3 separate regions of the Mus musculus genome follow, and regions 1 and 2 are each linked to region 3. The links are chromatin contacts, found by Hi-C or POLR2A ChIA-PET in ENCODE. All regions are on one chromosome and are shown on one strand. The core of a region is the stretch at or near the end of the contact, and the rest is flanking DNA. Distances in the headings are between cores, read along the strand shown.

The links. Hi-C counts contacts between places; a loop is a spot of excess contacts on that map. ChIA-PET counts read pairs that join two places held with the same protein, here RNA polymerase II (POLR2A).
Region 1: a map of heart shows a loop between it and region 3 (2.4-fold over the local background). The contact joins the promoter of Tbc1d31 here to the promoter of Zhx2 in region 3. A Hi-C loop is called at or near these places in 1 of 37 maps with a recorded cell type or tissue (heart). POLR2A ChIA-PET finds 5 or more read pairs at or near these places in 1 of 5 experiments (Patski).
Region 2: a map of gastrocnemius shows a loop between it and region 3 (2.3-fold over the local background). The contact joins the enhancer-like site here to the promoter of Zhx2 in region 3. A Hi-C loop is called at or near these places in 1 of 37 maps with a recorded cell type or tissue (gastrocnemius). POLR2A ChIA-PET finds 5 or more read pairs at or near these places in 1 of 5 experiments (Patski).

The regions. Positions count from the first base shown.
Region 1 is chr15:57,910,417-57,913,920 of GRCm38, forward strand. Tbc1d31 (TBC1 domain family, member 31) reads left to right here and starts at 1,783. Exons shown (of 21, transcript NM_001081396.2): 1 at 1,783-1,975. The coding sequence starts at 1,899.
Region 2 is chr15:57,851,634-57,855,257 of GRCm38, forward strand. No RefSeq gene overlaps it. Among named protein-coding and RNA genes, the nearest start is that of Derl1, 39 kb to the right of the region's middle. Within about 2 kb of position 2,357, at least 2 of the 3 ENCODE cell types and tissues checked have a DNase peak (open chromatin) inside an H3K27ac peak, as active enhancers do; they include gastrocnemius, where a contact is called at or near this core.
Region 3 is chr15:57,693,184-57,696,425 of GRCm38, forward strand. Zhx2 (zinc fingers and homeoboxes 2) reads left to right here and starts at 1,484. Exons shown (of 4, transcript NM_199449.2): 1 at 1,484-1,821.

The DNA of each region.
Region 1 (3,504 bases), core at 533-3,032, 220 kb after region 3:
AAAGTCCCGAGTTCAAATCCCAACAACCACAAGGTGGCTCATAACCATCCGTAATGAGATCTGATGCCCTCTTCTGGTGTGTCTAAAAGACAGCTACAGTGTACTTACATATAATAATAAATAAATCTTTTTTTTTAAGTTGAGTTTCATCTAAGAATATCATTCTGGACTATTCTTGTGAACCCTAAATCCAACTGTAACTGTCCATAGTAAATGGCAAGTCAAGCTCTGAGACTTAGAGAGAACCTTGTGAGATACCGACTCAAATAGCCTTGCATGAGTGCCCCAAAGGGAACAGGAGACAGAAGCAGGTGTGGGTCAGAAGTGCGGCTGATCTATGTTAATGAGGGAGCAGTTGTAAGAAGCTTACTGAAGCTGACAAAGGGCAGAGGCTATGTTACAAGTGTCATTACAAATAAATAAATAAATAAACCAAGTACCATTACATGCCTCATTAACAACAAGAAGGAAAGACATACATACACATCGGATAAGTCTTTGGCAGAGCCTGACTATGTCTGGATACACACCTTAAGTCTCAGGAGTCATACACACATCAGATGACTACAGCTCAAAACCGATCAGGAGAGAAAGGTCCTTTCCTAGCAGTGTGGTGAACTCAAGTCGTGTTCCCTTAAAAATATTTACACTCTCTTTTGAAAACCTCATTTAATTTTTACTTTAAGATTTTTCATTTATTTTCATATATGAGAAAAGTAAAGAGATATTTGCAACAAACAAAAGGTGGCTATCCCAGACAAAGAAGAAAATCTTTGTTGCCAGACTCTGTTGACACGGAATGTTGAGAGAATACATTTCTGGTCTTTTCATTTGGTTTTTGGTTTTTCGAAACAGGGTTTCTTTGTGTAACTCTGGCAATCCTGGAACTAGTTCTGTAGACCAGGCTAGCCTGACCTCATAAGATCTGCCTGCTTCTGCCTCCCAAGTACTGGGATTGAAGACGTGTGCCACTACTACCTGGCATTATTTCTGTTTTATACGCCAAACGTGGACCGATTTCATTAGAAATCGACTTGCAACTTCATACATCACTGAAGTGGAGTTAAAAGTATTATCTAAATTGCTTCTCTGTGAATTAAGTGCGTTGGCCTGTTAAGCACGCGGGACAGCCACACGTAGTAAGCACTAAAGAAACACTGAGTGAATTTTGCTAAGTGAAAAAGATTTCCGATGCCAGTGCAGCTGGTTCTTGACGTTTTTTTACTTTTCTAGATTATGAGGAGTGGGTTGCAAACCATAATGTGGGAGCATCTTGTAAATTTACGCAATTAAAGCGTGATGAGTATGGCAAAAAATAAACAAAAACAAACCAAACAAAGCGGAATTCATTTAGGTCTGTGGAGTTCTGCCGTGCCTGTAAGTTCTAGGAAAGGAACTCCTCCATTTCTCAACGAACTTGTCTTTTGCATCTTTGTTATTTCTATAAATCTCTTATTCTAAACGCAATAGAGAACGAAATGCAGGAGGCAGCAAGCTCTCAGGAGAAAAACACTTTTGGTGTCTGTTTGAGCCTATAGGTGTCAGAGAATTGAAGTCCCAGACTTGGTTTTCAGAAAACTACAACTCCCTGAAGCCTTTGGGTCGCAGAATTAGAAGCCTCAGAAAAGGGGTGGAGTCTAGAGAGAAGCCGTTGGTTGTTTCCATTGTCCAGAGTGGAGGGACCACAAGAGCGGAGGTGGGCGGATCCCCGTCCTGATTGGTTGTAACTAGAAGGGGCGTCCCCCGCGTGATTGGCACAGTCCTTGGGGGCGGAGACCCCGCGGCGGCCGCTCGAATTTCCCGGGTTGGGCGCGCGGGGACTGCTGGGTAGCTCTCGGGACGGTTACCCTCACCGGGTCAGCCGCGGATCGGAGTCGGGGTAGGGGTCGGGGTTCGACATGCAGAGCACTGACCTGGGCAACAAGGAGAGCGGCAAGATATGGCACCGCAAGCCATCGCCAGCCACTCACGACGGGTGAGGCCGCGGGCTGTGGAGACCGACGAGGGGGCGGGTCTGCGGGAGACTGAAGTGGGAAGCGTGGAGGAGGAATGCTGGCCCGGGGATTCTGACTCTGGCCGTGCGCTGCATCCCTGGGTTGGGACCTCAGGAGGAGCAAGTAGCTCCGGAAACCGTAGATTGCAGTTGTCCCAGAATCTGGTCCCTGGTCACGGTGAGAGGCAGGCAGGAGAAGGCTCTACGACTTGTGCAAAAGAATTTGCAGTTCAGCTGAGTGCCAGGACTCCACCTGCTTTGATTTATTAATGTCTATTCCAGTTGGGGGGAAAAAAAACTCCAGGAGGTGATGGGAGCAAAGAAAGCAATGCACATCTACCTTTCCAAAAGCCGATGCTCTCCATCCTTAAGTCATTCATTACATTGCACACCTGTAATGTTGAGAGCCTAGTGTGGGCCAAGCACGCTTTTCACTATGGAACAACGCTGGAACAAACTTAAGTTCTGCAGTGAGTGTTGCAGGGCCTGTCATTGGTGCGGGGACTTTTACCCGCCTGTGCTTCCTTTTATTCTGTTTGGAGTAGCGGGTTTAACACGCAGCCTCTTGTGTGACGTCAGTGGGAGTCTTTGCCCCCTCCCCCATTTGTTTTGGTTCCCATGGTGCCTGCCTAAGCGATCTTGGTGTTTCTGATTACCTACGTTTGCGTGGACTGCATAGTATCACTTGGGTTCATACCTCGAGGTTTGTTTCTCAAGAGACTTTTCTATTTATCTTTTAGTTGCTTCCCTAGAAATCAGACTAAGTGTTTTTGTAAGCTGAAAGCAGTTATAAGTGGATCAGCCACTTATTTGACTAGCCAGCCAGCCACTGTGGTTTCTGGTGGCTGTCCACCCTTTATCAGTGCTATTCACCCGTTGACCTATTGAATAAACAATCTTGTCAATAGTGGAGATTCTTCGGCGTTTTCCTTTCAGCTCGGAAAGCAGTTTTGAGCCAGGACAGCTAAGTTGAACCAGCCAGCAGAGCTCAGAAAGAACTAAAAAGGGTGAGCTTACTCAGCAGTAAGTCTCAGAGGTTGAGAACATTCTAGGTTTAGATTAGGTTGTCCGGAGGCTAGAAGCTTTGGGGACTAGGCCTAGGTTAAGAAACAAAAGGCAGTAAGCCTCCAGGATGACAGTTATATCAGGAGAATAAAAAACGTGTGTGTGTGTGTGTTGATGTGTGTATGTATGTATATATGTGTGTGTGTATGCATGTGTGTGTTGATGTGTGTATGTATGTGTGTGTGTGTGTGTGCATGTGCATGTGTATGTGTGTGTGCATGTGTATGTGTATGTATGTATGTATGTATGTATGTGTTGATGTGTGTATATGCAGGTATGCTTGTAAAGCCCAGAGATTAGCATCGGCATCTTCCTTAAGTGCTCTTCACCTTAGTTTTTGAGACATAGACTCTGACTGAACTTAGTGCTCATCTCTTTAGCTCCAGGGAACTGTCTATGTTTCCAACGCCCCGTCACTGGGGTTCCAGATGTGGGCCACGATGCAA
Region 2 (3,624 bases), core at 1,107-3,606, 160 kb after region 3:
ACTCAGCAGAAGAACTTACACTAGTCCCTGAAGCCCCGAATCCCAATCCCCCAGCACTGCCTAAAGGATACTCGTAAGAAACAACCCTCCCTCCACATTCAAATCACAAGCCTAAGTTCAAGTGGGCTTGCTGGGAAAGAATGGGTATTTGTTATGTCATCACTGACCTATTCATTTAACTTTCTCTTGCTGAAGATTGTAGCTGTATTTCTTAACATGGATTCAGCACGGCTTTAGATGCTGTGATTGCCAAATAAAACAATAAGAAATTGTCTTTGAGCATTCATCTTGCTATTCTTTAACCAACCTCCCCAAAACATCTCCGGTCACATCATTAATAAGCCCATACATCTTGCACCTGATGACACAAATCACAAATCATGTGATCAGCTATTTTCACAACTGTCACCTGTAGAGTCGAATGTGTGTCCTATTTTGCCATGGAAGGGAGACAATCACTCTTTCTGATTGCCTATTGCCCTTTATACAGATTTCCGTTATTGTGTTCATCCCCTGGCTACACCAGACAGAGCTCCCCAGGGGAAAGAGACAGCCCAGTCTCCTTTATAACCCCTGTACCTTCATGTACTGTGTGGCACGTAGCAGAAATTCAATATGTTTATAAACCAAGTGAATGACAGATGGATGGATGGGCTGAATGAATAGGTTGTGTTCATGAGTGGATTAGTGAATGAATGAATGAATGAATATGAATGAATGAGTAGGTAAATCAGAAGATACATAGACATTTGTGTGGAGCAACAGAGAAGCAGATATTTGAATGAGTGGTTAGGTAGATATTGGGTGGATGGATAAATAGATAATTGGATGGTTAGATGGATAGGTGGACAACATGTCATCCAAAAATGAAGGTATGGTTTTGTGGTTTGAATGTGAAACATCCTCTGTAGGCTCATGTGCTTGAAAACCTGGTCCCCAGCTGGTGGTGATGTTTTGAAAGGCTATGGCATGTTTAGAAATTAGAGCCTTGCTGGAAGAATTGAGTCACTGAGGGCAGGACTTCTGGTCCATTCTTTGATTCCTGACTACAGGTGCAGTATGACTATCATGCCTTTCTCACCATGATGGATCCCAACCCTTCAAACAGTAAGCCAAAATGAGTCCTCTCTCCCTAATGGTGTTTCTTGTCAGGTTATTTGGCAAACAACCAAAACAGTAACTAACAGAGATGGCTAAATGATTGAAAAGATACTCATCTTTCTTACAGATTCAGTATAAAGCACATCCTATCTACCTCTCATGATAACATCGTATTAAGAAAGAGGATACGGAGGTAGGCAGATTTCTGAGTTCGAGGCCAGCCTGGTCTACAAAGTGAGTCCCAGGACAGCCAGGACTATACAGAGAAACCCTGTCTCGAAAAAAACCAAAAAGAAAGAAAGAAAGAAAGAAAGAAAGAAAGAAAGAAAGAAAGAAAGAAAGAAAGAAAGAAAGAAAGAAAGGAAGGAAGGAAGGAAGGAAGGAAGGAAGGAAGGAAGGAAGGAAGGAAGGAAGGAAGGGAGGGAGGAAGGAAGGAAGGGGATACGATTCTAAGTACACAGTGTGTGGAGTTGGCCAACATAGTGTCCAAGGCTTCTATCCCCATTTTTCACCTAGTAGTTAGGTATGGCTTGAACAAATTCCCAGCTTCTGTGGGCCGTGCTCCATGTACTTTTAAGAGACAATAATTCAGTAGCCAGTATTCTGCAAACCAGTCGCCACTGGGATAAGATACCATGTACCTTACTATGCTTTGTCACAAGCGATGAAGGATAGCATAGTTGTCATCTGGTCAGTGTCCACAGAATGAGAACATAACTCTCGATTCCAAACCCCAGCCCTCCGGTTTCAACCTTCCCAACTCCCTAGCCAAGAGGCAGTCTCCTATTCCACAAGCCACCTTCTCCTTCCCACAATCCCCTGCCCTCTGCTGCAGTGCTCGTGCCTGTGAGAAATGGGAGATTCCCACGGAGGGCCCCCAGAAGTGCAGCTGGCAAAGCCTCGCTGCTGAGTCACTTTCTGAAGCACTCTCGCTTTCCTTTTTTTTTTTTTTTTTTGGAAACCTGAAAAATACATTTATAGTGCAAAACTATTCAGTCAATATTTACTTATTGAGGACATACTTTATGACGAGCACTGTAATTTCTGGGTAAACTCAACTAAACAAAATGCTGGCCCCTCCCTACTACCAGTGGGAGGGAAGCCTCATTAGTCTGTGCCTCAGCGAACTGGAGGCCACCCCAGGACTTTCTCCAGTCCCTCCTGACCCATTCAGAACCTGGCACAGGACGAGCACACTGGTACCACTCACGGCTGCTGAACTTCAACTTGGTGTGCCATGGGGAGGCAGACATGTTAATCAACAACTGCAGTTGGACACAAGAAACAACTGCAAAAGCAGCTGAGAACTGGATGTGAAGCTAGGGGTCACAGGGATATTCCCAGAGAAGGGGATGCCAGCCAAGCAGAAGCCAGAGACAAAAGCAAAGAAGAAAAGATGGGAGGGGTCAGGGTCAGACACAAGAGAGACGATGATTCTCTTCGGGCTTTTCCTGCTATTCAACTTCAACCTGCCCCTACCTGGGCACTGGAAGGGGTTTTACCCCTACTAGGTAAACAGCTCCCGGGAAATCTCATAGATTGGTTTATGGGTTTGGTGGTTTGTTTAGTTTAGTTTGGTTTGGTTTGGTTTTTTTGTCTCCTCAAAAAAAATTATCTATCTGAAGGTAAGTGGGGAATTATGGCAGGCACCTGCTAGCCTGTCAAACCTAGAGGAGCGAGGACATCAGATTGTGACAGGTGCCAGGACCAGAAGGCAAGAAGAGAGAGGAGAGATGGCAAGAGCAGCTTCCATGCCTGCAACTTCTCTGCGTCTGCTGTGAAGTGCAGGCTGGGGCAGAGCTCACTCGTCCCAGGGGAAGCGTCTCCTCTAAGCTCATGTTAACATTGGACAAAGGCACAGAGCCTTACGTGCCTTGGATTTAAGAGCAGGTGGCATGGCCACTCTTGGCACCAGATGCCTGTAAATCAGCCTAGAGCTGGGCTGCAGGCCAGCCGCCTCTCTCCTAAGGCAGAAAATGTGCCCTCCACACTGATGGGGACAAATCCACTACCTGGCAGCCCCAGCCCCAGCCCCAGCCCCAGCCCCAGCCCCAGCCCCAGCCCCAGTCTCTCTCTCTCTCTCTCTCTCTCTCTCTCTCTCTCTCTCTCTCTCTCTCTCTCTCTCTCTCTCTCCCTCCCTCCCTCCCTCCCTCCCTCCCTCCCTCCCTCCCTCCCTCCCTCCCTCCCTTCATCCTTCCCTCCCTCCTGCTTTGTACTCTCACCTAGAGTTCCTTCAAATCCCTCATGGCTCTCATTTCCTGACCTGAACAGCCACTAGCTTAGACACCTCCCTTCCCTGTTCTTTTACCTGGCTAACTCTTAGCTTCTCCTTCAAATCTCAGCCTAGAAATCCAGCTTTTTAAAATATCCAGTGTCCCACCTCCAAGTCTGGATAAGCTCTCTTCTTTGAGGGTCCTTTGCCTCCTCTACATCCTCCCTAGAAATGCCTCTGTCATGCAGCATCATAAGACACGCCACACATCCCCCATCTCCTACTAAAGGGCGTCTTCTGTCTGTATCCCC
Region 3 (3,242 bases), core at 234-2,733:
CCACCTGTTGCTGTCCTGGCGCCCCGAGCGGAGTCGCAAGCGGCCGCTAGAGTTCGTTCTAATTCCCCGGAGCAGAGCTGGCTGGGAAGCCGGAATGCGATGCGCCTGCTAATCCGCAGGATGGGAGGCAATTCCGCAGTCTTCAAGTCCCAAGCCCTCTGTTTTCTCCAGTAACTCCTAGTGTCAAATCTGGGTCCCAGAGTTAGCCTCCACCCCCTACGGTGGGCTCCAAGAGCGCTCACACCCAACAAATTCCCAAACGCCCCCAGAATCTGCGAAGGGGGAAAGGGTCTCTGAGAGCAAGAATGCACAACGCTGACAGGTTGCTAGGTCCGTCATCTTCCCTCGGATGCTCCCTTAGAGAATTTTAACCTTGCGTGATCGCCGGAGCACAGCAGCCGGGTCTCTAGTTCACGGTTCCCAGGGCTGCAAAGGGCAGACACCACACACACACACACACACACACACACACACACACACACACACACGCACGCACGCAGATGGAGGGCTCGTTTGGAGACCCCTCTCGCCGGGAACGCGGCTGTCCCAGCTCCGAAAATGACCCGTCTCGCTTCTGGGGGACTCCAGTGTGCGCGCTGCAGGCGTGTGCATTTTCCCGAAGCTGAGAATCGCTGTGAATTCGGGCCACACAAGTTTGAGTCAGCTCCCCGGGTGTCTTTGTTTGTTTATGGGTTTGGAGGGAAAAAGTTTGAAGATCTTTAACCAGACTGAGCTCAGGCGCAAGCGGAAATCCCCAGCAAAAGTGATCTAACTTCAAGTGGTTATGTAAGTGGGGCGCCTTCTTCCCCGCCCTATTCCCAAGCCCTCTCATTACTATTCCGGGAGTAAAACGCATCTCGATTTAAAAAAAAAAAAAAAAGAAAGAAAAAAGTTTTAAAGTATGTTGTTATTTTCTTTTGCCAGAAGGCGGGCGAAACTCAAGCAGAGCCCAGGGCGCGTGACGACCCCACCCGCGTTCTGCCCCCACGCACTGCAGAAGGACCTGGAGTCTGGGGTGTTGCTGGCGCCGGGCAAGCCCTAGCGCCCTGCGGTCTCACGGTCCGCCACTCCACGTGGTGAGGATCAACAGTTTGTTGAGCTCATCAGTGACACCTTGAACTTTTCATAAAGAAAATGGGTATTGCACCGAGAGGGTTTGGCCGCGGCAGCGCGCCGGGTCGTGCTCAATAGTCAATGATCTCGCTTGCGCCTCCCCCACCTCTTCCCGCAAAAATTCCAATGAGTCCGTTACTGGACTCAGACTTTTAAGCACTCCCCCCCCCCCAACACCCGGGATGACCACTCATCTGAGCCTTTAGGGGCAGCCTCCCCCCACCAGCAACTCCCTCCTAAAAATGACATTTTGCCGAAGTCTGCGGGGGGGCCTGAATTTCACTTTGTAACTTTCTGCGGAACCCGAGCCCGGGTGGCAGCTCCGGTGGTGGTATCGTATGCAAATACGCATGCTGACGTTACAGATCATGTGGGTTTTGGCGTAGATTCCCCACTGATCGAGGCATTTTCCCCCTTTTTTTCTTTTTTCTTTTCTTTTTTTTTTCTTTTTCTTTTCTTTTTTTTTTTCTTTTAAAAAATTCGATCAACCGTTCTCCGTACCGGGGCTTTTTTCTGTCTATCTGTCTGTCTGTCTGTCTGCCAGGCTGGCTTTCCCCCACCACCACCTCTTTCCCACGGAGCCCGAGTCGGGCGCCGGGTGGGGAGTGGGGAGTGGGTGGGGGGAGCCAGCAGAGTTCCATTTTGGAACGCCCGTGCCTCGTCTCCGCGTTCCCAGCCCGGGTCCCCGCGTTCGCAGCCCCGGCGCAGGTAAGAAACTTCGCCCCGGCGCGGAGCACCCGCAGCGGGCACCGCCAGCCCGGAGCCCGACACGCCGGGCGCCCGCCACTCCAGCCCAACTTTCCCACCGCCGCCGCCGCTCCCGAAAATGTGTTGTTAATGGGACTTGGCCGGGTTAGGAATGGGGGTGCGCGGGAGGGGGGTGTTCAGGCTTTTTTTTTCTTCTTTTTTTTTTTTTTTTTTTGAGGGTGGGAGGAAATCCGCGGTTTCGGGGAGAGGAGTACGGAGATTTTTTTTTTTTTTATGAAATAGTTTTGATTACAAGTTTGGATAAATGGAAGCCAGACCGAGGAGGAGGAGGAAAAACATGTCTACGTTTCCCTATGTCGACATAAGCCACAAAAAAATATGGCGTCCGCTTTCGACAGGGCGTTACGTAGACTCGACTCTGTTTTTTATTTATTTATTTTGTGGCCGGCTTCCTGCCTTCTTGGCCAAACTGCGGCGCTTTGTGCAAACCGGGCAGGTCCCGCGGGGACTCCACCGGGACGTGGCCCCGTCTCGGCGCTTTTTGGAAGCCTGGGGGCTGCGTGTGGCTGCACCCCTCCCTCCCCCGCTCTCCCCTCTGCTCCCCTCTCCTGGTGACGATTCGCCGTAATGTGGTGGCAGGAAGCATGACGCCGTGTTGAGGCTGCCTCTCCTCGCGTCGCTCCCGGTGGCTGCAGGCGGCCGGCGCGCAGCGCGGCGCGGGCGGCGGGCGAGGGACCTGCGGGCAGGGCCTGAGTGCGGCGCTGTGCCCACGCCCCGCTCAGGTGCGCGGGGAGGGGGATGCGGGGGACGCGCGGACCCCGGGGGCCCTGCTGTCCCTGGCCTGCCGGGACCAGCCGGAACCCGGGTCTCCCGCCTAAGTGGCCGTGGCGTTTTCCAGTCTGCCCCACAAGAGGTTAAGCATTGCTGGCTGGCGTTGGAGCGTCTTTGTGGCTTCCCCCAGGACTTGGGATCCTGAGCTTTGCAAACTTGCCCTTTCCCTAGCAGCTTTGCAGGAGACCAACAAGCTCGGAAAGTTGGAAAACAGGAGCATCACAGGAACGTCCCTTTGGCCCCCTAGCTGTACTGTGCTCTGAAGGTGGTGGAGGAGGATGAGGAGAGCTTATCCAACGGGGTGGGTGGAGGAGACCTGTCGCGGCAGCCAAGTCGTGATTTGCCCAGACTTCCACCTGATTGATTGGCTTCAAAGCTAGTGGGGTCTCTGTGTTCCACTGTTCCGCGAAGGCCTTTTGTTGGGGGCGGGGAGGAGGAGGAAACACCCCTCCCTCTTCAGAGTCAAGGCTCAGCTGGGGCCCCAGGCATCACTGTCCTTTAAAGCCCAGCGTTCTCCATTTGCTGCTCTCTGAAGATCTCTTTCTTTCTGGAAGTGAACAGCTCCTCAATTTTCAGGCCAGCTCCCTGTT